Linked DNA regions of Mus musculus: regions 1 and 3 are each linked to region 2. Evidence: chromatin loops called from intact Hi-C (ENCODE). Cell type or tissue: heart. All regions are shown on one strand.

Region 1 (8,000 bases), 370 kb before region 2:
CCATCCCTGCCTCGAATGCTGTCTTCTCCAGTCCCAGTGCCCACAAGTCACAACCATGTCCTTTCTCACCAAGCTGCCCCCACTGACTCCACCCTGGGCCTGCCTTCTCAGATCACCTCCCCCACATCCACCTTCCAGGCCCCAGGTTTCCCCCATTTTTCTCTAAAGTGGCAGGAAAACTCACCAGGAGAAGAGTGTGAGCAGGTGGTCTCCATGCTGCGGTACAGAGTTGCCATGGCAACAGCTTTCCGCCTGTGGTTGCACAGCTTGGTCATGTCCTCCTCTGATGCAGGCCCCACCCCAGCCCCACCCGGGGTCACCGGGGCCAGAGGGTCAAAGTTGAAAACCTGTAAGGTAGGAAGCATGGACAGGGACAGTGAGGGGGTGGGATCTCAGGGAGGCACGGTGGTTTGTAATTGGCTTATGCATTGAGTCTCTGGCACCCCCACAGCTCTGACCTTGGGTACATTAAGTGGACACTCCAGACCGCACTTGCAGGTCCCATCGCTGAGGAGGTAGCTACGGGTTTGCTCCAAGGAAGACAGCTCTGTGCCACTTGGGCTGGGAAAGAACAGGGTCACAAGTATGGGGTTAATCTCAGCCTATCTGGAGACACTTCCTAAAGGACAGTTAAATGCTTTCCTGGGAAGGGCAAGGCGGAAAGGACATGGGAAGACACAAAGAGTGAATGGATCCAGAGACGCAGAGATACAGAGAGCAACAAGGTGCCAGGAACCACAGCTCTGAGAGGAGGGGTGAGGGGACGAAAACTCTGAAAAGCCATACCTGATATAGTACACAGCACCTTCTCGCACACAGCGTTGCCACCCGATGGGGATGGGGACAGGCGTGGCGGCAGGGCCCCCAGCTCTGTCTGCTGCACTGCTCGCATTGTCTCCATTCATTGTGTGTGATGAGCTCCCCTGTGCCTGACAACACAGACATCCATGTGGGCACGAGGACGCTTACACCGGGCTGGGTACCTGAGGGAGAGTTCTGTCATACCACCATGGCTACCTGAACATCTCTGCAAACATTGTGGGATCCAGTCTAAAGCCGGGGCCACCAGCTTAGCCCACACCTGCAATACAAGGAAAGAGAAGGGCCTCTCAGTCTACCAACTCAAGAAACACCACAGCCCAGAGCACTCAAGGAAAGGACCATAAATAACATGACGTAGCGCCTGTAAGGACCTCAGGATCTGCTGGCCATGTCCACAACGGTCCCCTCCAAGCCCAGTCCCTAGAGACCAGAGGAGTTCAGCACCTCAACTCCCAAGGACCACAAAACCATTCCCTAATTTCTTGACATATGAAGGCCTAGTTCCCTTTGTCTAGGCACAGAAGACTTCAGCTAGGAGTGTGGGCAAATTCCCATAATGCCAGGCCACTAGGAAGTTTCCCAGTGTCTGGCCACTGCTGTGCCCTCCCCCAGGAAGATCATATAAAAAGTACAGATTGCCCCACAGGTCACCAAGCAATTGCCCAACTGCCTGGCAGGGTAGTGCCAGCTGAAATCCCCCCATGCCCACTCCATCCAACAATCTCGGATCTAATTCATTTGGACCTCCAAAGAGGCTGGAGCCAGAGCTCTGTCTTCCTCCAGGATCCTGAGAACTCCTGGTCCTCTCAAGCCGACGAAAAGGGGATTCATAATCCCCCACTGGCTTCCAATTAACAACAAGAAGCATTCCCTGACATGTAGGGACGGCCCTTAGACCTGCAAGTACCCCTCACCAACCTCACCATCGCTCCCGCCGCACACTGACGGCTTCCAAACTTTCCCTCTCATAACAAGGCGCCCTGTCACCCAGACTGCTTCCTTCAGCTCGGGGAGGAGGGGAAGGCAGGCGCACGAAGTAGGAAGGAACTTGGGGAGAGGGCGGGTGGAGGGTGGGCGAAGCACTGAAGGGAGCGAGGTCAGGAAGGCAGAAGTCAGGCACTTTGGGAGGAGAAATGGCGGGGGCAGGTGAGGGTGCGGGGCTGTGGATGGGGCCAGGGAAAGGGGCCGAAAGGACGCGGAGGGGGCAGAGGGTAGGGACAGAAGGGGAGGAGAGAGAAGGGAGGGGGAGGGGCGGGGGGGCCGGGCCCCGCACTCACCGCGGCCCATGGTTCGGCTGGCCCCGCCCTGCGCAGTCGCGGCCCAGAGGGTGAGTGGGAGGGGGTGGGAGGTGGGTCGGTGGAGCCCGAGCCTCCGGTACGGCCCCGGCCGGTCTTAGCAGGAAGCGCCGCCGCCGCCGCCGCCGCGGATCACCGAGCGGCCTCCCGCGCATGCGCCATAGGGGCCAGGGGCAGCCCTGGGGATTCCGTTCCCAGAAGGCACCGCGCAGGCTGCTACCGCCGCCGCCGTCGCTGCCGCCGCCACCGCCGCAGCCGCCGCCGCCGCCGCCGCCGCTGCCCGGACGGGAGAGGGGCGGGGCCGGGCCCCCGCCCAGCGGACAGCAGCGAGCCAACAGGAGGGGACGCAGTGCGCATGCGGGAGCGCGCCTACCCCTCCCCCACAACCCCCCATTAATCCCCAAGAGAACAAACACCCCACGCGGCCCCCCCCCACCCGCCCTCCGCGGAAGGATCTGGGCCTCTTCCCAGGCCACTGGTGGCCAATCCCAGTCCTCCCTCGGGAGGGGCCCCTTCCGAAGCCACAATCTGTTGGGGGAGTCAGGAATGTCAGGTCCGGGAGGGGCCAGCCCTAAAAGATGAAAGTCGCGACTTGCCCTGCCCCGCCCCAAAGGCTTCCCGGGTAGTGTGCAGAGACTTGACCCGCCTCTCCAGGTCAACATGTCACAACACGACCTCAGCCTGTCAAGTCACATGACCTCTGCCTGTCACTGACAACCTGGTCTGTCTTTAGGCCAGGAGAGACCATCTGGTCCAACCCACCCCCCACCTCTACTAACAGAAGGGGAAATGAAGGTCTGGAGCGAAGGAGCAGTCTGGCCAAGGACCTGTCACCGTCGCACCATCCAATAGCAACCGGTCTTGGTTCAGTTTCTACTTAAACTCTGGCTTGCCCCTCTTGAGTCTACGACAGACTATGTAATAGGCCACCACATGGCCTCTGTTTTCATGGCACAAAAAAAAAAAAATACGTTTTGCAAGATGTTTTTACTTTTACTCAAGTTTTCTCCACAGAGCTGCTTTTTACCTTTATCGTTGTTTAATTTACAAATGAGTAAGGTAGAATCCTTGGACAAATTAAACTAGAATCTGTGTTTCCTCTGATGACCCAGTCCAGGGCAATCATGCGTTCAAGTGCATGCACGTCCCAGGCTCTACTGTAGGTCGTGAACTCAGACAGCTAGAGGCAGGAGGCCAGCTCCTCAGCAGGGAGTCACAGGACTCGCTATCTCGGAGAAGGAAGAGGGTGGATACTGGGCTTAGTGAAGGGCGTAAGAGCATCACACAAAGCAGGGGTGGGATGAGGAGGAGGCAGCAATCTACACTCTGTAAAGAACTTCAATCCTAGCACGTAATGGACGATTCAGAAACAAGCGTTAAAGGTGCCTCTCTGAGAGAAGCGGGTGGACTATCAAGGAACTCAGTCTTTGGGACGCATTAGAAGGCTAAAAGAGGAGGAGAGCTCTTAAAAGATTCGAGGAGATGTCAATCCAGGTGAACAAATTGGAAACTTTAAAGAGGTTCCAGAGCCCCGGTGCCCATTAGCTGGGAGGGGCCAGGGAAAATGGGAGCCTTTCATGGAGGAGTAAGTTAAAGGTGATGGGAGGTGGGCAGACAAGTTCAGGAAGGACAGCCGTTGGGGCCGTTGGACACTGGGAGCTGGCGCTCCGCCCTCTTTCCTCTCTCCCCCATAGCCCCCCTCCCGCACCTCCCACCACCATCGACGTCCCCTGCGCGTGCGCGCGCGGACACCGGTTGCCAAACATTGCATCATCCCCGCCCCCCCATCCCCTCCCTCGCCGCGCTCTCCTCCGCGCGCGCGCATGACTCACTCACCTCCTCCGCGAAGCCGCGTGACCCAAAGCCACTTCCGGGTCCGAGACAACGTAGACTCTCAAGCCAGAGGGCGCGATGGGGGTGGGGCCGTGAGACTCCTGAGTGGCGGATGTAAGGGATGAGGCGGAGCCAGTGCCAGCGTGCCGCTTTCTGATTGGTAGGCTCCTGGACCCTGCCCCCCCCCCAGGAGGGGCCGGACAGCATAAAGGATACTCGCTCTCCGCTCTTGAGGTCAGTTATCTTGAGCCTAACACGTCGATTATATCATGTTGAAGATGAGCGGGTGGCAGCGACAGAGCCAGAATAACAGCCGGAACCTGAGGAGAGAGGCGAGTACTGGCTCCGTCTAACCCTTACCTTCCCATCCTGGCCAGCATAGCTATTTTATAAAGTTGGAGACAACTGTTCTGGAGGATGTAGCCCCACCCCTTCCACTGTAAGCTTGTAGACTGGGAAGGGTGAAGGCCGGGAATCCCTGATTCAGGAATGGTGCTTACAGGCCCTCTCTTGCATTGGGCGATTGCATTCCCGTTCCCTTGTCTCGAGTTGGTCCCCACTCTGCAGAGGGACTCCGGTTGCCTTCGGGAACTTGTCTCTGTAGTGCGAACTGCGGGCCAGCTTAGGCCTGGGCAGTTCGCAGGAAAGGCGGGGCAGCAGGACACACCCCCAAAGTCGGGGACTCTGGCTGTCTCAGCCTTTTCTTCACCAGCCTCATTCCCCCCAACTCTTTCAAGCTGAAGCGCCTCAGTCAAGGGGCCAACATGGCCACGTTAGTAGCTGACTCTCAAGTTCAAGAGAACGCGAAGACTGACAGATCTTTGCGAGTGGGGGTGCTGGTGGGAGGAGCATAGATGGGTTTTTCCCTTTTCCCCAGAGGTTTCTAGGTTTCCATACAAGAGAGCAGCCTGGATCTCTTTAACTATGGGAAATTATTTGGGATCTCTCCAGGGTCTTCTGCTTCTCCCAGGGCTGATTGATCTCTGCTTCTTTCCTCAGTCCCGTCTCCTAACTAAACTGTGTAACCATTGCGTCAGGCCAGCCCACTGTTTGTCTCTGCACCCTCAGGCCTGGGGCTCCTCTGCTGATGAAAGCCAGGTCCCACACACTGGAAGACCAAGGGAGTTTTCCCTAGAGGACAACCCTGCAGAGAAACACTCAGGGCAATATTGCATCTGCAGTCCCCAGAGACAGCCAGCTCCGCTCTGCCTTTAGGCTCAGTGGGCTTAATTCTCTATAAGGGAACTTGGGGGAGGGGCTTTTTCCCCATTCATTCCTAACAAATGCCTAATAAGCACCCACTATGTACCAAGTATCTGGGGACCCAGGGTATATTAGGAGCAAAAGATAAAACTGTTCTCAATAAAACTTACATTTCAGTATAAAGCAAAAGGGAAAAAAAAAACAAAAGCAGGGCAGAATAGTTCAGGGCGGTGACTAGAGGTTGTCATCAGAAGCCAAGCCTGTGAGCCAAGCCCCGGTGTTAGAGCTTTATAGAAGGGAGAGGCTGAGCAACAGAGTTAAGATAAGCATGCCATGCCGGTATCTTTAGGAACAGGACTAGAGTAAGCAGGAGAGGGTGATGAAAGGAAACTCAAGCAGCCGGTCTCATAGAGCCTTGCAAGCACCCTCATGATGCTAATCTTTAACAATCATGAAACAGGAAGCCATTGGGGGATCTGAGCAGAGGAATGATCATAGCACATGCATTTAATTCCAGCACTCAGAGAGGCAGATCTCTGAGCTCCAGGCCAGCCAGGGCTACATTATGAGACCCTGACTCAAAATAAATACAAAAACAAAGGGTTAGGTATGTAGCTCAATAGTACACTGCTTGCCTGGTATGTAGAGGACCCTAGGTCAACCCACAGCCGTGAAAATAAAGTAAAAGACAAGAATAGAAACAGGAGGTCTCAGCTGAACATAGTGGCACAGCCTTTAATCCCAGCACTTGAAAGGCAGGCAGATCTAAATTCAAAGCCAGAGAGTCTACAAAGCAAGTTCCAGGACAGCAAAAGCTACATAGTGAGACCCTGTCTAAAAGAGAAAGAAAGGAAAGGAAAGGAAGAAAGAAAGGAGAGATTTCAAAGAGGCTTCCAAAATAATCCAGGGAAAGAAATGTATGGTAAATTTATATCTGGAGCCAGGCAGTGGTGGTGCACGCCTTTAATCCCAGCATTTGGGAGACAGAGACAGGCGGATTTCTGAATTCGAGGCCAGCCTTGTCCACAGTGAGTTCCAGGACAGCCAAGGCTACACAGAGAAACCCTGTCAAGAAAAACCAAAAAAATAAATAAATGAAAAATAAAAAATTGCATCTGGAAATAATGTAGTAATGAGAAATACTTAGGTTTGGGGTACTTTTAAAGTTGTCAGTGCTTTAGGCTGAGCTGTGGTATCTGAGAAAGGGGCATCAAGGATACCAAAGTTTTTGGCTTTCAGCACCTAGAGTTGCCATTTAGTAAGAACTATACAGCCTTGGTAGGAAAGGCCTTTCATGTAAGCTGAACGCCTGCTCAACACTGCCAAGGAGCTGGAGATCCCAGAGCAGGTCTGCACTGAGGCTGCCAGTGGGGGGATGGAATCTGAGCAAGCACTGCTGAGTTTACTCTTCCTTCCCTCTAGTTCTGTCTCCCTTTGGCGGACTTGAGGTCTATCTGGGATTTAGAGAAAACTTAGTTGGCCAGGACTTTGCTATTATGTAATCAAGACGGCAAATGTCAGCAACTAAAAATAAAGTTAAGCCTGCCTCTGTCCTTGGAGTTGGCTTCAGGGACACACACGCTGCAAGACACACGCCTGTGTGTGTGTGTGTATTACAAGAGAAGAAATGGCTTCAGGGACACACCCGCTGCAAGACACACACACCTCTGTATGTGTGTGTGTGTATTACAAGAGAAGAACTGGAGCCTGGTCTGCAGAGTTGTTGAGTTCCAGAATTCCAGGATGCCCAGGGATGCACAAAGAAACCATCTCACAACCCATTTTAGAAAGGATCTAGAAAAGGGCTAGGAGGAGTTAGAAAGGATCTAGAGAGGGGCTAGGAGGAGTTAGAAAGGATCTAGAGAGGGGCTAGGAGGAGTTAGAAAGGATCTAGAGAAGGGCTAGGAGGAGGCTGGAGGTAAAGGACTGTTTTTTCCTTTTCTCCACAGTGTTCCAGAAGGAAGTGCATCTTCATACACCACCACACCTGAAAGCAGGTAATCTTGGCCACCCTCTCAGTCAGCTGCGAATGCTGCTCATGTTGCTTTGCTGGGGGAGAGTTAGACAAGGCCTTCATCTGAACAAGCTTTTGCTGTCAGACCATGTCTTTCTCTGACCCCATAATGTTGTTTGAGAGCTGGCTTTCGAAGTCAGCCTCAACAATGGCAATTGGTTTGTCTTCCCAACTCTCAGTCCACACCAAGATTAGACCCAAAGGACCTTTTGCCCAAGCTTCCCACACGAGAGAAAAAAAGAGTACAAATGGCCTGGTAATTGCCCCTGGAAATTACCAGTAGTGTTCCCAAGAGAGTTGAATACTTTTACTGTAATCCTGTAAGAATATATATGTATAGCCAAGCCCAGTGACTGTTCCTCTCTCAGAACTTGAGAGGATCCTGAAGTTATCTGTAGTAAATCCTTCTCAATAAAGGGTATGTTCTATCAGGTGTAGTGGTGCATACCTTTAGTCCCAGCACTTGGGAGGCAGAGGAAGGTAAATGTCTGAGTCAAAGCCAGCCTATTTTGCAGAGTGAGTTCCAGGGAAGCCAGAACTATATATACAGAGAAACCCTTTCTTGAAAATACACCCCCCACCCTCCAAGTTTTGTTTCCAGGAGCTAGAGAGATGACTCAGTGGTTAAGAGCACGTGCTCTTCTTGTAGAGGATCTAGTCTAACTCCCAGTACCCAAATGGCAGTTCAAAACCATCTATGACTCTAGTTCCCAGGGAATCCATTCCCTCTTGTGGCCTCCATGTCTACCAGGAACACACACACAGCACACATTCAGGCACTCACTTATATATGCATAGATAATAAAATAAATATATCTTTGGGAAAAAAAAAA
Region 2 (8,000 bases):
CTGCCATGGTGCCACCTTATGATCTTGGAATGGCCCCTGATGCTTCCATGCAACTCAGCTCAGATATGGGGTAAAGAGCTTGAGAGACGGGAGGGGACTGGCCTGTGCGCAGGCTTTCAGCGTAGCCAGCCGGTCGGCCGAGCAAGCTGGCCTTTTCAGACTGAATTTTCCTTTCTCGGAGGCAGGGTGTGGGGTTATCTGGGAGGGCTCGCACTGGAGTTTGTTTTCTTTCCCCAGGTATCCTCCACAGTCCATCCACTCATTTCAGAGCCTAGAAGAGTCCATGAGTGTACTGCCATCTTTTCAGGAGTAAGTCAGATGCGGTGGGGCAGCGTCCCGTCACAAGCCATGAATTGCCAGGCTTTGCGGAAGCAGCCCAGGCTGAACTCCGTCCTCCATGTGCTTGTGGGAGTGATGTCTAAGACTCAGAAGGCCAGGGTTAGAGGTCCTAGCCTCCAGCAATAACGATAATGACGTTATGGTGAAGGTTACACGAATTCATAATGTGTGTAGGCCCGAGCTGAGCGCTTACAGCAAACACTGCTAGCATATTCTCTCTCACCTGTGAAATTTACAGCAACTTATTTGCCGTATATTTGCTGTATTGCTGTGGTGCTGGGGCCTAAGCTCGTGCTAAGGACTGAACATGTGCCAAGCGCGTGCTCTGCCACTGACGACATCCCAGCAGCTGGGGTGATTTATTATTTATTAATCTTTTTTAATCCTAAAAATGATGCAGACTTTTTCCTTCCTCGAGTACCTTGGTGGTTTCATCAGCTCTATCTGACTTCTAGGGTTTGATGTGGGGTGGGCCTAGGGAACAGAATACCTATCGTTCAGACTGGACACACTGGAAACTCATACTATTTTACGGGGGGGAGGGGGGCGGGGGGACCTGATCTCAGAGCACAGTCAGTGAGATGCTAAGTCAAGACTTAGCATGGCAGCTTGTTTCCTGACTCATGTCTTGACTTTTGAATTCTCATTCTCTCTCTTTCCTCTCTCTCTCTTTCTGCACCCGCTTTTCCTTCCTGCTTCCAGGCCTCACCTGCAAATGCCCCCCAACATGAGCCAGATAACCATGCCCTTTGACCAGCCTCACCCCCAGTAAGTGACAAAGCCATTCCTGGCCCCACCCTCTCTGTTCTTCCCTTGCCTACCCCACCCCTCCTAATTTCCTCTTCTGACCCCTGGCAGGGGTCTGCTGCAGTGCCAGTCCCAGGAACATGCTGTGTCCAGCCCTGAACCCATGCTTTGCTCAGATGTGACTATGGTAGAGGACAGCTGCCTAACTCAGCCTGTGGGAGGTTTCCCCCAAGGCACCTGGTGAGTAGCAACCCGGGAGTGAGGGCTGAGACAATGGGTGCTGTGCCTGCTCCCCTACTTCTCCCTCCTCTTTGCAGGGTCAGTGAAGACATGTACCCTCCCCTGATGCCTCCCACTGAACAGGACCTCACCAAGCTTCTCCTGGAGAACCAAGGGGAGGCAGGAGGGTCCTTAGGAAGCCAGCCCCTCCTGCAACCATCTCCTTATGGGCAATCAGGGATCTCACTGTCCCACCTGGACCTAAGGACCAACCCCAGCTGGTGATCCCAGCTGGAGAAGCCCAGAAACAAAGCCTCTTCTGTCTCTATGGACCAGCTCTGGACACCTGCTCATGCAGGTGCCTTCCGTCTCAACTGTTCCTTGGTCAAGAGAAAAGAACTGGCTGGGAGACCATGTGGTGTATGGAACTGCTGTGCTCTGTCCTTCCTGCCATATCAGGGCCCCCCTTTTCCAGCACTGGGTGCAAAGGGATGAGTGGGGTGTTAATGCTCGAATGTGATACAACTGTATCACAACACACACGCACACACACATACACACACACCAGAACTGTGTTGAGCCAGGGCCTGGGACTCAACATACAGAAACATAGAGACATTGTGCCAAAGACAGAGGGCATATAGGCCTAGGGCATTGAAGCTGGGCTCAGGTGACTCTGGGAGGGAGAAAAAGGAAAAAGTGGGTATACAGTCACTGGTGTGAGTTCTACCCAGATTTTAAAAAACAAGACTCCAAAGCTCCAAATTCTTGCAAAAAAAGATGCCTAGTGACATTTGAGACTGCATTCTAAGAGCTAAGCTTGTGTATAGCTGTACCAATGTTTACCCAAGACATGTTAACCTATAGAAGTCACACATCACTGTATGACCGCACAGAACATGTATCTTCTGCTTTTGCCAGTGTGACCTTAACATATCTGAAAGGCTGAGACATTGTATAAGACAGCAACCCAGTATCATTTGGGGAGTAACTATGTGGCTGTGACATGCATAAAGCTCTAGCCTGGGTAACTTGATGCTTCCAGTGTTTCCTAGAGCCTGGGATATAAGTAGGGATGCAGACCTCTCTGTGTAAACTCCCTGGGCGTTGAGGCCCTCAACTGCTGTCTCTTGTACTTTTCTGTCCACTGCCAGCTCTGCCCCCCTCCCCCGGCTCTTACCCAGTCCTTTTTCCCTCACTGGAGGGGAAGGGGGCCATGGATCCTAAGCCATAAAATAAATTTTATTCCAAAATAACAAAATAAATAATCTACTGTACACAATCTGAAAAGAAAGACACGCTAAGTGTTCGACAGGTGCTGCAGTCCTGCCGGCTGAGGAGGCCCAGGGTCCAACCCAGGCCTCTAAGGGGCTGGTGGAGGGAACTTCGGGGCACCCTCCCACACAGTGCTGAGAGAAAGGTCTGCGGGGAGGGGGGAGATAAGAACGGGTGGGCAAACTGCAGCACTTGTTAAATTAAAGAAACAAACTAGAAGCACGAAAAATGGGGATGGGGAGGGGAGACCCAGTTTTCCCAAGCCCCCAGTCTCAGAGTGAAGGTTCCACTGTAAGTCGCTAGACCTTCCTGGGGAAGTTCTTTCTCCGTGTCCAAGTGAAGTAGTTCAGCTGCTCACACCACTGCTGGCCACCTGGAGAATATGTGTGTGTGTGTGTGTGTGTGTGTGTGTGTGTGTGTGTGTGTGTGGTATGAGAGAAAGGAGAGCCCCAGCAGGCTGGAGGCAAAGTCCGTGCCCCTAAGCCGGGTGAGGGCACACCTTGCACCGTCCTTGTGTCCTCTGGCCAGGCCCCTGCCTGTTATTGCTTGAAGCCCCATAGTCCTGTGCCCATGGGGCGGATGGGAGGCAGAGGGCAGCAGAAGGATCCTTCTAGGGTAGTGGCGAGTGCAAGGATGGAGAATGTGGGGGTCTAAGTGAGCCAGAAGTCTGGGTCCTGGGTCTGAGACTTCCCCCACTTTCACTGCCGGCTGGCTTCTGCCTCCACTTTAACGCTGCTCCTGCGGCCCTCCACCAGAGCAGGATGAGGTCCCGGGGCAGGGCAGCGGTCCAGCAACCCCTCCTCGAACTCTGTAGGAAAGAGGTGTAGGTTGGTTAGAACACTGGGTTGGAGGCTGAGCAGAAGCGTTGTTATGAGGCCAGGCACAGAAAAATGCGAAGACAGCTCCATTTATTGAATTACTGCCTCCTGCCCACTGCATGTGTATGGGGGTTCCGTACCCAAGCGTATGCAGCTCCCCCTCCTAGTTTGGTTGTGTGTAGCTCTCTGTCTCTGTGTGTCTCTCTTCCCTGTCTCGCCCGCCTCTGCTCTGCTGGAATTTCTGGTTCTGTCAGGAGCTGCGGGGGCGGCTTGGCTCTGACCTCTCTCCCTCCCCCTCCCCCTTCCCAGGCCCAGCCACCCCCCTCCACTCACCTCGGGTCCCCTCCCAGGTCTCGCCCTCCCTATAAGTGCTCCCCGAGTTTTTGGTAGCCAAATCAGGGGAAACACAGGAAGCTAGACTCCCAGCTCCTCCCTCAAGAGAAGCACCCCCTTCAGTCCCCGCCCCCACTTCCCACCCACGCACAGTTTAAAAATACCAAGCCAGGGTTGGTGGCTTTGCCTGCGGCGTCACTCTCAGCCCAGCGGCTGCCCGGCCCTCTCCTTTCCTATGCACACATAAAGTGCCCAGTTTGGGCTCCTTGGTTTCCAAGCTGGGGAACCCTATCCCCACAACTCCCAGCGATTCCATCCCCTGCATTAGGTAGCTCTAGCCAGGCCTCCCTTACTGCTGTCTCCCCTGTTCACCTTCACCCCTCATTCTGTTCTCTGCTCCTTGGTCAAAGATCCCCACCTGAATCAGACCCTCCCACTTGGAAATAACCCAGTAGTAGCTTGCCCTGTTCAAGGTCTGGCTAGCTGGAGCTCCTCCTACTGTTCTGACAGCTGTATCCCTCTTCCTCCCTCTGGTCCTAGAAAATGAGGACCCACATGGGGGCCTGAGTAACTGGGGTGTTTAGGGACAGCACTGCTGGCTGCCTCACCTGCGAGAGGCGGCTTCGCAGGCACACAGGGGCTGAGGCGGCCCACACGATCATGGGAGACGAGGCGGGCGAGCCGCAGCCCCTCATCCATCAGTGTCTGCTGCAAGATGTGGCGGCTCCATAGCCCATGCGCTGGCAATGCCAGGGGCAGGTCAGCAGGGGGCGGCGTCAGCCTTGGGCACGACCCCACAGCTGTGGGCATGGGCACTGGTCAGGTCAGGGGCTGCTGCCAACAATACCCACCCTCAACCGACAGTCATTCCCATAGGCTCCTCTGTCCCCATCCAGCCAGGCCTCCCAACCCTGTTCCAGGCAGTTGACACCTGGCTCATTCCTGCAATCCACCCGCCCCACTTCCACCGCCTCCCAAAGCAGAGAAAGGTGCTCTAATGCACACTCACCCTGCAAGTGGCCATCCAGGCTCTCCCCAGACAGACTGGCGCTGTCCTCCTCTAGGCTGGGGCGGTATGGGGGTGCATAGGACTCAGGGCCTGGAGGAGGCTGCTGGATTTCATTGTGACTCTGTTCTCCAACCTGTGGATGCCCAAAATTTGGAAAATAAGGACTCACCAAGGCAGTGGTTGGGGCAGGCTGCCGTTCCCTGCCCCCCAAACTCTACCTCTTGTTTCAGTTTCTTCAGTGGTGGGCCTCCCAATTCTTCAGAGTGAAGCCTGCAAAAAAAACGGAGAAAAAAAAATGAGTGGAATTAGGAAGGGCCCCACAACTCCACAACCCACGGGGTGCACAATCCGGCCAGGAAACATGCAGTACTTAAAACTGCAGGAAGAAGCTGGTTGGACAGGAGTTGGAAGTCCAATCATTATGGGGGGCGGGGGGGTTGGGAACAGAGAGCAAGCTTCAGACAAGTTTAAGTTGAGTTGGCAAGGTGAAGACATGCAGGTGGGTGGGAAGCAGGCCTAGAGCCGCCTGAGCCACAAGTGGGGAGAGCCAAGTCCTTGGCAGGATTCCAACCAAATGGCCCTGGGGAAGAGGGGGGAGGGGGTCTCACCTGGATCCCTTCAAGGAAGAAAGATAGGTGCTCTCTCGGGCTACTTGTCGGGACAGTGAGAAGAGTTCTACCCTTCGCAGTAAAAGAGTGTTGTCCCTCATGCAGAACTGGGCAGCAGCCTCGTTGATGGTCAGCTGTGGCAAGAGGACAGCCAATGTGAGTCCTTGACTTTCCTACTGTTTTTTTTCCCCTTTACCACCACTGGGAGGTCCATCCAAAGACTGTCTGCTTTAAATAATACCCAGGAACTGCCTGTACTTAAAGACAGGGGTGGGGATATTGTCCCTATCAGGGCCTCCTGCACCTAGGATGTGAGCAGTGCGGGGCTCACTGCTATTATCTCAGCTTCCCTTTGGGTGACAAGAACGTAAAGCAGCAGCAGGGGTTGGGTATGTGTGAGTGTGGGGAAGGAGCTTGGGTGGTCGTGGGGACAGTCATACAGAGGTGGAAGACGGAAGAAGTCTCAGAGGCAAGTGAACTGAGCCCCAGGAGTGAAGGGCAGCCTTGAGGACCCGGGGTCCTCACCTCATGCAAGCTAAGCTGTTTGCCCTCCCGCCTTTTGGAGTCCAGGCGGCCGTAGATGACGCTGTACTTCCGGATCTCCTCTTCCTTCTGGGCGTCATGATCGTCCATCTCAAAGATGTGCCCCACGCTCCGCGCCAGCTTCTTATTCAGCTTCAACAGGGATGCGATCTCTCCAGTGTCACCCCTGGGGAAACTCCGGAAGATCCTCTCCACACTCTCCACCACCATTCGCACCATCTCTGGTTCCAGGCGGTCTGGACCACCCCCTGCACCACCAGCTGCCACCCCCCCAACCCCAGGCCCTTCAGAGACTCCTCCCCCTGCAGGTGGGGAGAAAGGGGGAGACCCGGCCTCCTCTTCTCCCCCTGCTCCAACATCAGATTCTGGAGTGCTCTGGCCTGGCCAGATCCGGGGATCCCCTGCCCCAGGTCCTCCAGGGAGTGGCGACAACTTCTCTCCAAGTTCGAGGGGACTCTTGGGGCTAAAGCTTCGAGCACTGCCCGCCTTTTCTCCTGGGCTGCCGTGCCCATTGCTCATGCTCCCTTTCCGGGTACCAGCTGTCTCAGAGATCTTGAAAAGTGGGATGCTGGAGACGGGCACAGCAGGCACTGGTTGGCTGAAGAGCCCTGGATTGGTGGCCCATTCTCTCAGAGCCTTCTGTAGACGTCGGACATGGAGTGGTTTGGTGGCCATGCCCACGAGTGCCATGATTTCCAGGAACTCCTCCTCGCCAGCCTCACACAGCTGCTGTACATCATCTCCTCCCTGCTGGATGAAGGTCTCGTAGTAAGAGAGGAGGTTGGCGCGTTGCAGGACCCGATACAGCTGTAGCTCACCCAGTGTCCGAGGCAGTGCCATGGCTGGGGCACTTGCCCTGAGGAGAAAGGGCAGGAGAGAGGCAGTGAGTATGAGTGCCCTGCTGGGGTACCAACCCACACTAACAACTGCCCTCTTTCCTGGACAGTGCCCTCCGATCCCCAGGAGCACAGAAGGCCGGTTGCCCGACCTAAGCTATCAGGAAAAACGCTTACCTCGTCTTTTACTTTGATCTTTCTGGTCTGGGCAGCACCATCTTGAGCCCTGAGACTTTTCATAACTTCCCTGAAATGGCTGGACCCACTTCCCTCCCAACTAAGTCCTTACCTCTTCCCCCTAAATACTCAGCAGCCTCAACATTACTTAATGTAACATCCCATATTAAAGTTAACTTAGAATACTAAGAGCTATTGCTGGCAGCTGTACTCCTTGGCCAGGTAGCTGAGAGGGAGGGGTGTGGCCTCTTCCTTGGCATTTAGGGAACCTGGTAGACCCTTGCTCCTGTTCTTCGCTTCCAAGGATTAAAGCACCCTTCCTAGACTCTGTCCCAACTTTCCAAAGGCTGCCCAGTTCCCTTCAGTTACCCCCTCTCCTTTGATTGATCCTTCCTACTATTCAGCAGGCCCCTCTCTTCTGGGAAAGGGGGAGGGAAGCCTTGATTGTTCTGCTCTGGGGCCCTTCTTCCCACACACTCCCACAGTAGCAGCGTCTGTGGGCGAAAACCGCCTGGGGGCTCCCGCCTACTCTCCTCTCGCTTGTTTTCCACCCTTATCTTCGACAAGGGAGTGCGGGAGAGGTTGAAGGTCTCTTGAGGAAGGGGCTGCACCCCTCCTCACCCTGTGAATGGTCATTTCACGGACAAGGGAGGCCTGAAGCACACCCCCTTCAGGCCCGCAGATGCTTAACTCAAAGGAACCACCTTCTCCCGGATGCCTGCTAATGACACACTGAGACAGCTAAGAGCCGCCACCCCTCACACTGTTGACAGATCAAGCTCTGGAGCTTCCCCTGGCTGGGGGGACATTCTTTGCAGGGGGCTCATGTGCCAGGTTATGCCCACTGAGTAAACCTGGAGTGGAAAACGAGGCAGTACTCTATCGTATCCAGGTTCATCGGGTCTTTGTTTGCTTCCAGGATCCCCTATTTCGAATACTCACCCCCTTTTCCATCAGTCTCCACCTCCCACCTCCGTCCCGCTTCCCCACGTCCTCTTTTCGACCTCCACCCTTTAGACCCCATTCCGGAGTCCAACTCCACCCATCTCCACTCCCTGCCACCTCCTTTTGCCCACTAACTTGAATCTGGGTTGCG
Region 3 (8,000 bases), 520 kb after region 2:
AACTCCTCAGGCAGCCAGGGGTTAATCATAAAGACTCCAGGGATCCTTGCTAAGCCTGGCTATCTGCAGGGTTCCAAGTATCCTCTCAAAAGGCATGACCCAAAGAATCACAGAGCTTTCTGCCTTAATCCCAAAGCATGTTATCTCCCCAAATTCCTCTGCCAGGATGGGTGGGGTGGGGTAGGGTCTCTCGTCTAGAAGCACACACTTAATTCTTGATGAGCCTTGAGACCTCTCAAACTACCTGTAATTTTTCTGCTATCTGGTGGGTTGAGTAAAAAGCGAAGTGAGGTGGGGGTAAGGGTGGATGCAATTAACCAAAATGATAAAATAATCTTGCCGGGTGTGAGCCTAGGGACAAGGTCTGAGTTGTCAGACTATCCCCGGGACCATGGGCGCAGCAGCAGACAGGCAGACTAACTTCGTTTCAGAAGATACAAACTTGCAAAGTTGGTTGTTTTTATTCCGCTGCCTCCTCCAGCCTCACAAACTTCTGCTCTAAATTCCTTTAACTCCAGAACCAGGTGCAAAAAGGCAGGAAAGACGCGGTGGAAGGAGAGGCGCTGAAGGGGGACAGAGGAATCTCGTTCCCCTCTTAAAGGAGAATTCTAAAACCAAGGGCGCTCCTGGATCCCTAGGAAAGGAAGTAGCTGATTCCCCAAAAGCACTTTTTTCCTACCTTCTTGTTGTTCTTGTTATAGCCAAAAGTCGAAATCCCAGGCCTGGAAGTCACTGATAGCAGCATTTTTTCTTTACTGTTACGGAGCTGAGAGAGAGAAAGAAGAGAGTGAAGGAAAGGGAGGGAGAAAGAGGGAGGGAGGAGGGGAGGGGGAAAGGAGAGGGAGAGAGGAAGGGAGGGAAAGAGGGAGGGAAGGGAGAAGGGAGGGGGAGGAGAAAGAGGAGAAAAGGAGCACGCAAGAGAGAGAGAGGGAGTGGGGGGGGGGCCTGCGGGGAAGAATGAGCTAGGTCTGCTCCTTACGTCACTGAGAGAAGTTAACCCAAAGTCAGAACGAGCCACTTCCACTGGGTCCTAATGCCCGGGATGTTCTGTTTTGGTTTTGGTTTTCATAGGCTTAGTTCAAGCTAGAAAGAAGAATTCTTAGGTCTAATCCTTTTCAAATGTAACCCTGTTTCTCCATGAACAAGTTCTGATTATTATGAAAAGACAATTAACCTATTATTAATAAAAGACAATGGTTTTTGTTGTTGTTTTGTTTTGATTTGAAGCTTTCTTTCCCTGAGATCTCAGCTACAAGATTTCAAACTTGGCCTGAAAAATGTCTTAGTAAGTTGCCAGGCCTATGCTCAGTTCCCAGATCTACATGGTAGAAGGAGAGAACCAGCTACCAAAAATTTTTCTCCCCCGACCCCAGCACCCAATGTGGCATGCCCACATATGCACATACAAAAAGAAATAAATGAAATAGTATATATATATATATATATATATATTTAAAGACATCAAGCTTAGTGTAAAAGGACCATCTTGACTGCCTCCCAGAGCATGGAAAGAAGACTATATGGCAATACCGTGTGTGAGAGCTCAGAGCTCAGACTAGTTTATATTAGGGTGATTTTTTTTTTTTTTTTTTTTGGTTTTTGAGACAGGGTTTCTCTGTGTAGCCCTGGCAGTCCTGGAACTCACTTTGTAGACCAGGCTGGCCTCGAACTCAGAAATCCACCTGCCTCTGCCTCCCGAGTACTGGGATTAAAGGTGTGCACCACCACGCCCAGGCCCAGCTTATATTAGGGTGATCTTGATGCAGTAAGAAAGATTTTGGAGTCTGGAGAGCTGGCTCAGGGGTTAAGAGCATGGCTGCTACTCCAGGAGAGCACAGCTGATTCCCAGCATCCACATGAGGTGACTCACAGTCACCTCTATGGCCACTAGCTTCCATGGATACCAGCATGCTCACACATGTGTGCTCTCTCTCCCTCTCCCACTCCCCCCCCCCATCATATACACATGCATACGTATATACACATACATAAGTACACAAAACACACACAGAGACACACATACACACACAATGTTTTATTTTTTATTTTTTGAGACAGGGTTTCTCTGTGTAGCCCTGAATGTTCTGGAACTCACTCTGTAGACCAGGCTGGCCTGGATATCTGCCTACCCCTGCCTCCCAAATGCTGGGATCAAAGGTGTGCACCCCCACTGCCAAGCTAATTTTTTTAACATTAAAAAAAAAGTATCTTGGAGCTGGCGAGATGGCTCAGTGGTTAAGAGTGCCAACTGCTTTTCCGAAGGTCCCGAGTTCAAATCCCAGCAACCACATGGTGGCTCACAACCATCCGTAATGAAATCTGACGCCCTCTTCTGGAGTGTCTGAAGACAGCTACAGTGTACTTACATATAATAAATAAATAAATAAATAAATAAATAAATCTTTAAAAAAAAAGTATCTTAAAATTAATAGGGCTGGTGAGATGGTTCAGTGGGTAAGAGCACCTACTGCTCTTCCAAAGGTACTGAGTTCAAATCCCAGCAACCACATGGTGGCTCACAACCACCCATAATGAGATCTGATACCCTCTTCTGGTGCGTTTGAAGACAGCTACAGTGAACTTATTCTAATAAATAAATCTTTTAAAAGAAAGAGAAAAAAGTAATTAATTAATTAATTAATTAATAATAATACAGAGAAACCCTGTCTCAAAAAACAAATAATAATAATAAGAAGAAGAAAAAGCATGGCCTAGGGATGGTGATACACTGCTTAAAGCTGGAACTCCAGCATGTATGAAGAAAGATCACCAAAAGCCTGAGGCCAGCCAAGGCCACAGAGTGACCAGTGACCGTAGGATCCACTGCAGAGCTTGAGGGAAAAGGCCAGCCTAGGCTATACTTTTTTTCACATGATAGTTCAGCAGGTAAAGGTGCTGAAAGATCTGGATTAATTCCTGGGACCCACGGGGTACAAGGGAGAAGAACCTACTCCTGAAATTTGTCCTCTGACCACCGTATGTGCTATAGTATACACTCACCAACACACACACACATACACACACACATTTTAAATGTAATAAAAGAGGACAAAAGTGAGTATGTTAAAAGCATATACAAATTAAATATACAATGGCAATAACTTCAGAGCCCTTGTTCCGTTCTGTCTGGGGTGACCGTTCCCAGCGCGAAGGCATCATCCCGAGACCAAGTCCACGCACCTCGCACCTCGGTGCTTTTGAACAAGTGGAAGCTTTACATTTTGTTATTATTTATTTACTTATTTATTTTTGGTGATCTCGGGAATTCAGCATGCTAAGCACGCACTCTCCCAAGCACTAAGCCAAGCCTTCAGCCCATGTGAGAGCTATCTTACTTAACTTTATGATTAATTTAATTACTTGTTGATGTAAGATAGGGTCTCACTCTGTAGTGCTCACTGACTTCAAACTCCGCATCTCCCTGTCTCCTTAGTGTGCTATTACTGGACATACATGAACGATCGCCCCCCCCCCCCCCCCGTTTTGTTTGGTTGGTTTAGGTTTGGCTATGTTGTTTGAGTGTGCTAGAGGATCAAGCAGTCTGCCAAAGAGACACAGTCCCACACTTCCAGCATATACTTCATCCTCTTTTTTAACAGTTAATGTGTTTAACCGTTTATGAGTATTGTGTGCCACATGTGTTCCTGGTGGTAAGAGCTAACTACTTCACATGTCTGAAACCTTTTTTAAAAAATTATATTTATTTATTTGGTTTTTCCAAGACAGGGTTTCTCTGTGTAGGAACACGGGTAAGAAGTCTGAAGTGGGCATCAGACTCCCTAAAACTGGAGTCACAGATGCTGGTGAGCTACCGTGTGGGTGCTAAGAATAAAGTCTGGGTCCTCATAGCTCTTAACCACTAAATCAACTCTCCAGTCTTGTTTGGTACGTTTTTTTTTTTTTTTCAAACAGGGTCTCATGTAGCCCCGGCTGGCTGGCTGGCTGGCATTGATTTCCACCTAACCAAGAAAAAAAAAAAAAACAAACCCTGAACTCCTAACCTTCATGCTGCTCTCCTGAGTGATAAGTTTCCTGCATCATCTTGCCCAGCTGTTGGACTTTTTAATCTATTATTTCTTAGCCCTTAAGACCCATGAAGCTTAAACAAGGATAAAAACTCACCAGGTGTGGAATTTATGGCCAAGCCAAATGACGTTCACAGAGTCCTCTCTGAGCTGTCAAACAGACAAATCGTAACTCTTTAAAAAGCATGTTTCACAAAGAAAGAAGAGTATAACTTAAGTATCAAGAATCTCACACAGCTGCAGTAACACTCACCTCCAATATGCCCTCCAAGGAGGAGTTGGAACAGGAAAAGAAAACTTACAAGTGATACCAAAGAAGCCTATCCATCCACCTAGAACAGGGAGGGAGACTGAATGCCTTCAGAGCCCCTCCTCAGGCCTCCCACTGCTGCCACACACATTCTCCAGAAGTAAATTAACTCCGTCTTTGTCACAACAGACCTCAAGCCCAGACTCTCTCTAAAACAAAGCTCTGCTCTCTGTTTTTCCTGCGGCTGCTTTGCTGTGATAACGAAACAGACAGTGCCGGCATGCTGCAGAATAAATACGTGCACGGCTACCACCCCCAATTCCTAACTTTCATTTCCAACAGGACAGGAAGTGCCTGCTCAACTCAAGGGACACAGGAAGGGTGGGAACAGCCTCAGTGTGGAAATTGCAACTGAGAATGGATATGGGAGCCCAATACAGTAAATAAGTAAATAGCATCTCTCAGGGAGACCGAATTTTTCAGGAACTTCCTTTTCTATCCTCAGAAGTTTTCATTCATAATATCCCAACTCCTTCTTGTTTTAGAACAGTCATCCTAATGGATATAAGAAAGAGGGTTTCTTTCTCTTATATCTCATATATATGGATATATGAGACAGGGTTTCTCTGTATAGCCCTGGCTGTCCTGGAACTCACTTTGTAGACCAGGCTGGCCTCGAACTCAGAAATGCCTCTGCCTCCGGAGTGCTGGGATTAAAGGTGTGCGCCACCCCCACCCCCCAGCTTCCTTTAAACATTTATTGTTTGTGATGAAAACATTAAACTTTTTTTCTTTCCAGAGGCAAGATTTTGTTAACATTCTAGTCCAGTCCCTCAACTCACAAGCTAACTGACACTAAGAAAACTAACTAGTTCACACGTCAGAAAAATTTTTTAAATTATATATATATATACTATTTTTTAAGACAGAATTTCTCTGTGTAGCCCTGGCCATCTTGGAACTAGCTTTATAGACCAGGCTAGCCTGAATCCAGAGATTCACCTACCTTGGCCTCCCAATCCTGGGATCAGAGGTATGCACCACCACTGCCTGGCTTTTTTATTTATTTGTGTGTTTGTGTGTACATATTCAAATTCCATAGTTTGTTTGTAATCACAGAAGAACTCTCAAGAGTTGTCACTGGCTGGGCTGGGCGTAGTGGCACATGCCCTTAATCCCAGCACTTGGGAGGCAGAGGCAGGCAGATTTCTGAGATTGAGGCCAGCCTGGTCTACAAAGTGAGTTCCAGGACAGCCAGGGCTATACAGAGAAACCCTGACTTGGGGGGGTGGGGGAGTTGTCACTGTAGAATTGGGAGCAGAACGCCCATGGAGGGAGTTGCAGAGACGAAGTTTGGAGCTGAGATGAAGGGGTGGACGGTATAGAGACTGCCATATGCGGGGATCCATCCCATAATCAGCCTCCAAATGCTGACACCATTGCATACACTAGCGGGATTTTGCTGAAAGGACCCTGATATAGCTGTCTCTTGTGAGACTATGCTGGGGCCTGGCAAACACAGAAGTGGATGCTCACAGTCAGCTATTGGATGGATCACAGGGCCCCCCAATGGAGGAGCTAGAGAGAGTACCCAAGGAGCTGAGGGGATCTGTAACCCTATGGGTGGAACAACAATATGAACTAACCAGTGCCCCCCAGAGATCGTGTCTCTAGCTGCATATGAATCAGAGGATGGCCTGGTCAGCCATCAGTGGAAAGAGAGGCCCATTGGTTCGTGCAGACTTTATATGCCTCAGTACAGGGGAACACCAGGGCCAGGAAGTGGGAGTGGGTGGGTGGGGGAGTGGGGGGGGGGAGAGTGGAGGGTACTTTTGGGATAGCATTGAAGATGTGAATGAAGAAAGTACCTAATTAAAAAAGAAAAAAAAAAAAGAGTTGTCACTGGTTTCCTCCAGCCACCTGTGGGAGGGGAGACTGGACTCAGGTCCCCAGGCCAATGCACCTCTACCTGCTAAGCTATTTTACCAGCCTTCATTTGAGATAGTCCCTTGTATCACTTCTCCACCTTTTGGCTAAGATCAAGTGTAGCAATAGTCCCTTGTATAAGGGCCGGGCCTTTTCTCCTTTGTAAAATGGAGTAAACAATTACCTATTTCCTGTACGTGTAAGTGAAACAAACTGAAGCAACAAGTAAGCAACCATAAGAAGTTCTGGAGCTCAGAGAAAGCTTCCACATCAGCCCATTATGATTAGTTACTGTCTCCCAGGCTGTATCCTTTTGAGTACCATGTAACCAACATTTGAAGACCTTAAGTGAACACTGCCAAAAACTAGCATCTTAGTTACATCCAAAGCTATACTATGGGCTGGCAAGATGGCTCAGCTGGAAAGATACTTGTTGCACAATCCTGAAAACCTGGGTTCAAAACCTGGAATCCACAGAAAGAAGAACCAACTCTTCAGAGTTGTCCTTTGGTCTGCATGCACACGTCATAGCACATGTTGGTCTGAGTGCACACACACACCAAATGATGATAAACATAAACTAATACTAAGATCATCCTAGGACTCCTGGGACTTCCTCCCCTACCTTTTTTTTTTTTCTTTATATTTTGTGTATGTGAGTACACAGTCACTGTCTTCAGACACACCAGAAGAGGGCATCGGATCTCATTACAAATGGTTGTGAGCTACCATGTGCTTGCTGGGAATTGAACTCAGGACCTCTGGAGGAGCAGTCTTAACCTCTGAGCCATCTCTCCAGCCCCCCTACCCTACTTTTTTATCTCTTTAGATGGTGGCTCAAATCCTAAGCAAGATTCCTCCTCCCTGTGGACTTTCTCGGTTTTTCTCTGATGACTCTCCCCACAATGCAGCTGCTCCCGGACCTTCACTGATAGATCTGCCTGCTTTCTTAGATCCTAACTTACAAGACATAACTTTTTTCTTCCTCTCTCCACCTCCCTTCTCCCAATCTCTGCCAAGACCCATAGCCTGTTGCCCTCCTGTTTTCCTCTCAAATACTGATAAAATGGAGCTGGAGCTTCAAAAGAGAAACAAAGATTAAAACAGGAATGATGACACACATGTGTAAACTCAGCACTCGGGAGGTAGAAGCAGGAGGATCAGAGGTTCAAGAGTATCCTCTGCTTGCTACATGGTGAACTTCAGACCAAAGGCTACTGAAATGTCTCAGGAAAAGGAGGAGAGACAGCAGTTAAATCCTGAGATGCATAAGAGCCGTCCTTCCCCCTAGATACACTGCTCGCTTTTATAGTCTGTCCAATACGCTTAGAGCCACAAAAGTAAAGTGATCCAGTTGTACAAACTGATATAAAAGTTAGGTCAAAGGGCATAAGCAACACTTGCTGGAAGCTGCAGTTCTGGTGAATTACATACACATTTTTACATTGCTGGATGTCAAACCCAAATCCAACATTGAGCATCTACCTGTGAGCTTCATCCTAGTAGATTTTTATACTTTTAAAAGGAGGTATAGAGTTTTGTGGAGGAGATGGGGAAGAGAGCAGGGTTCTGTGGCTCTGCTGGAGAAGTACAGGAGAGGAAGAAGACTTCCGACCCTCTGGCATGTGTGTTCTGACTCCTTCCTGTCTCTCTTTATATTGCTCTTGTTTTCCAACATTTAATCAGTTTCTAATTCTTAGTTCTCATGAGCCCAGCACTAGGGTTCTTTCTTTATTGTTTTCTTTTGCTTGTTTTTCCTTGTGAGGGTTTCTCACTACGTTGCTTAGTCTGGTTCCCAG

What was found. Peaks named below come from ENCODE experiments on the same cell type or tissue, not always from the same donor. Only the 100,000 strongest peaks of a DNase experiment are listed, where the experiment ranks them.
Region 1: a loop joins it to region 2, with 2.3 times the contacts of the local background. A loop is called at or near these places in 3 of 42 quality-filtered maps.
Region 3: a loop joins it to region 2, with 2.1 times the contacts of the local background. A loop is called at or near these places in 2 of 42 quality-filtered maps.

Annotation. Positions count from the first base shown.
Region 1 is chr10:127,286,610-127,294,609 of GRCm38, forward strand. It overlaps Mbd6 (methyl-CpG binding domain protein 6), which reads right to left and starts at 2,409. Exons shown (of 13, transcript NM_001347171.1): 1 at 2,100-2,409; 2 at 1,018-1,081; 3 at 787-929; 4 at 459-561; 5 at 185-347. The coding sequence starts at 905. Ddit3 (DNA-damage inducible transcript 3) reads left to right here and starts at 4,184. Exons shown (of 4, transcript NM_007837.4): 1 at 4,184-4,282; 2 at 7,103-7,150. In heart, no CTCF peak of the experiment used is centred here; DNase peaks (open chromatin) are centred at 2,422, 2,522, 3,322, 3,962 and 5 weaker places; H3K4me3 peaks cover 7,094 bases; H3K27ac peaks cover 6,666 bases.
Region 2 is chr10:127,658,392-127,666,391 of GRCm38, forward strand. It overlaps Stat6 (signal transducer and activator of transcription 6), which reads left to right. Exons shown (of 22, transcript NM_009284.2): 18 at 1-70; 19 at 238-309; 20 at 1,042-1,107; 21 at 1,198-1,326; 22 at 1,404-2,596. The coding sequence ends at 1,590. Nab2 (Ngfi-A binding protein 2) reads right to left here. Exons shown (of 7, transcript NM_008668.2): 1 at 7,985-8,000; 2 at 5,874-6,747; 3 at 5,349-5,482; 4 at 4,959-5,010; 5 at 4,741-4,873; 6 at 4,340-4,531; 7 at 2,527-3,388. The coding sequence ends at 3,279. Among named protein-coding and RNA genes, the nearest start is that of Nab2, 4.3 kb to the right of the region's middle. In heart, CTCF peaks have their summits at 4,488 (motif pointing right) and 7,570; DNase peaks (open chromatin) are centred at 3,290, 3,830, 4,460, 7,510 and 6 weaker places; H3K4me3 peaks cover 4,357 bases; H3K27ac peaks cover 4,312 bases; H3K27me3 peaks cover 1,064 bases.
Region 3 is chr10:128,175,671-128,183,670 of GRCm38, forward strand. It overlaps Rbms2 (RNA binding motif, single stranded interacting protein 2), which reads right to left and starts at 898. Exons shown (of 13, transcript NM_019711.2): 1 at 680-898. The coding sequence starts at 745. In heart, no CTCF peak of the experiment used is centred here; DNase peaks (open chromatin) are centred at 981 and 4,591; H3K4me3 peaks cover 3,068 bases; H3K27ac peaks cover 3,364 bases.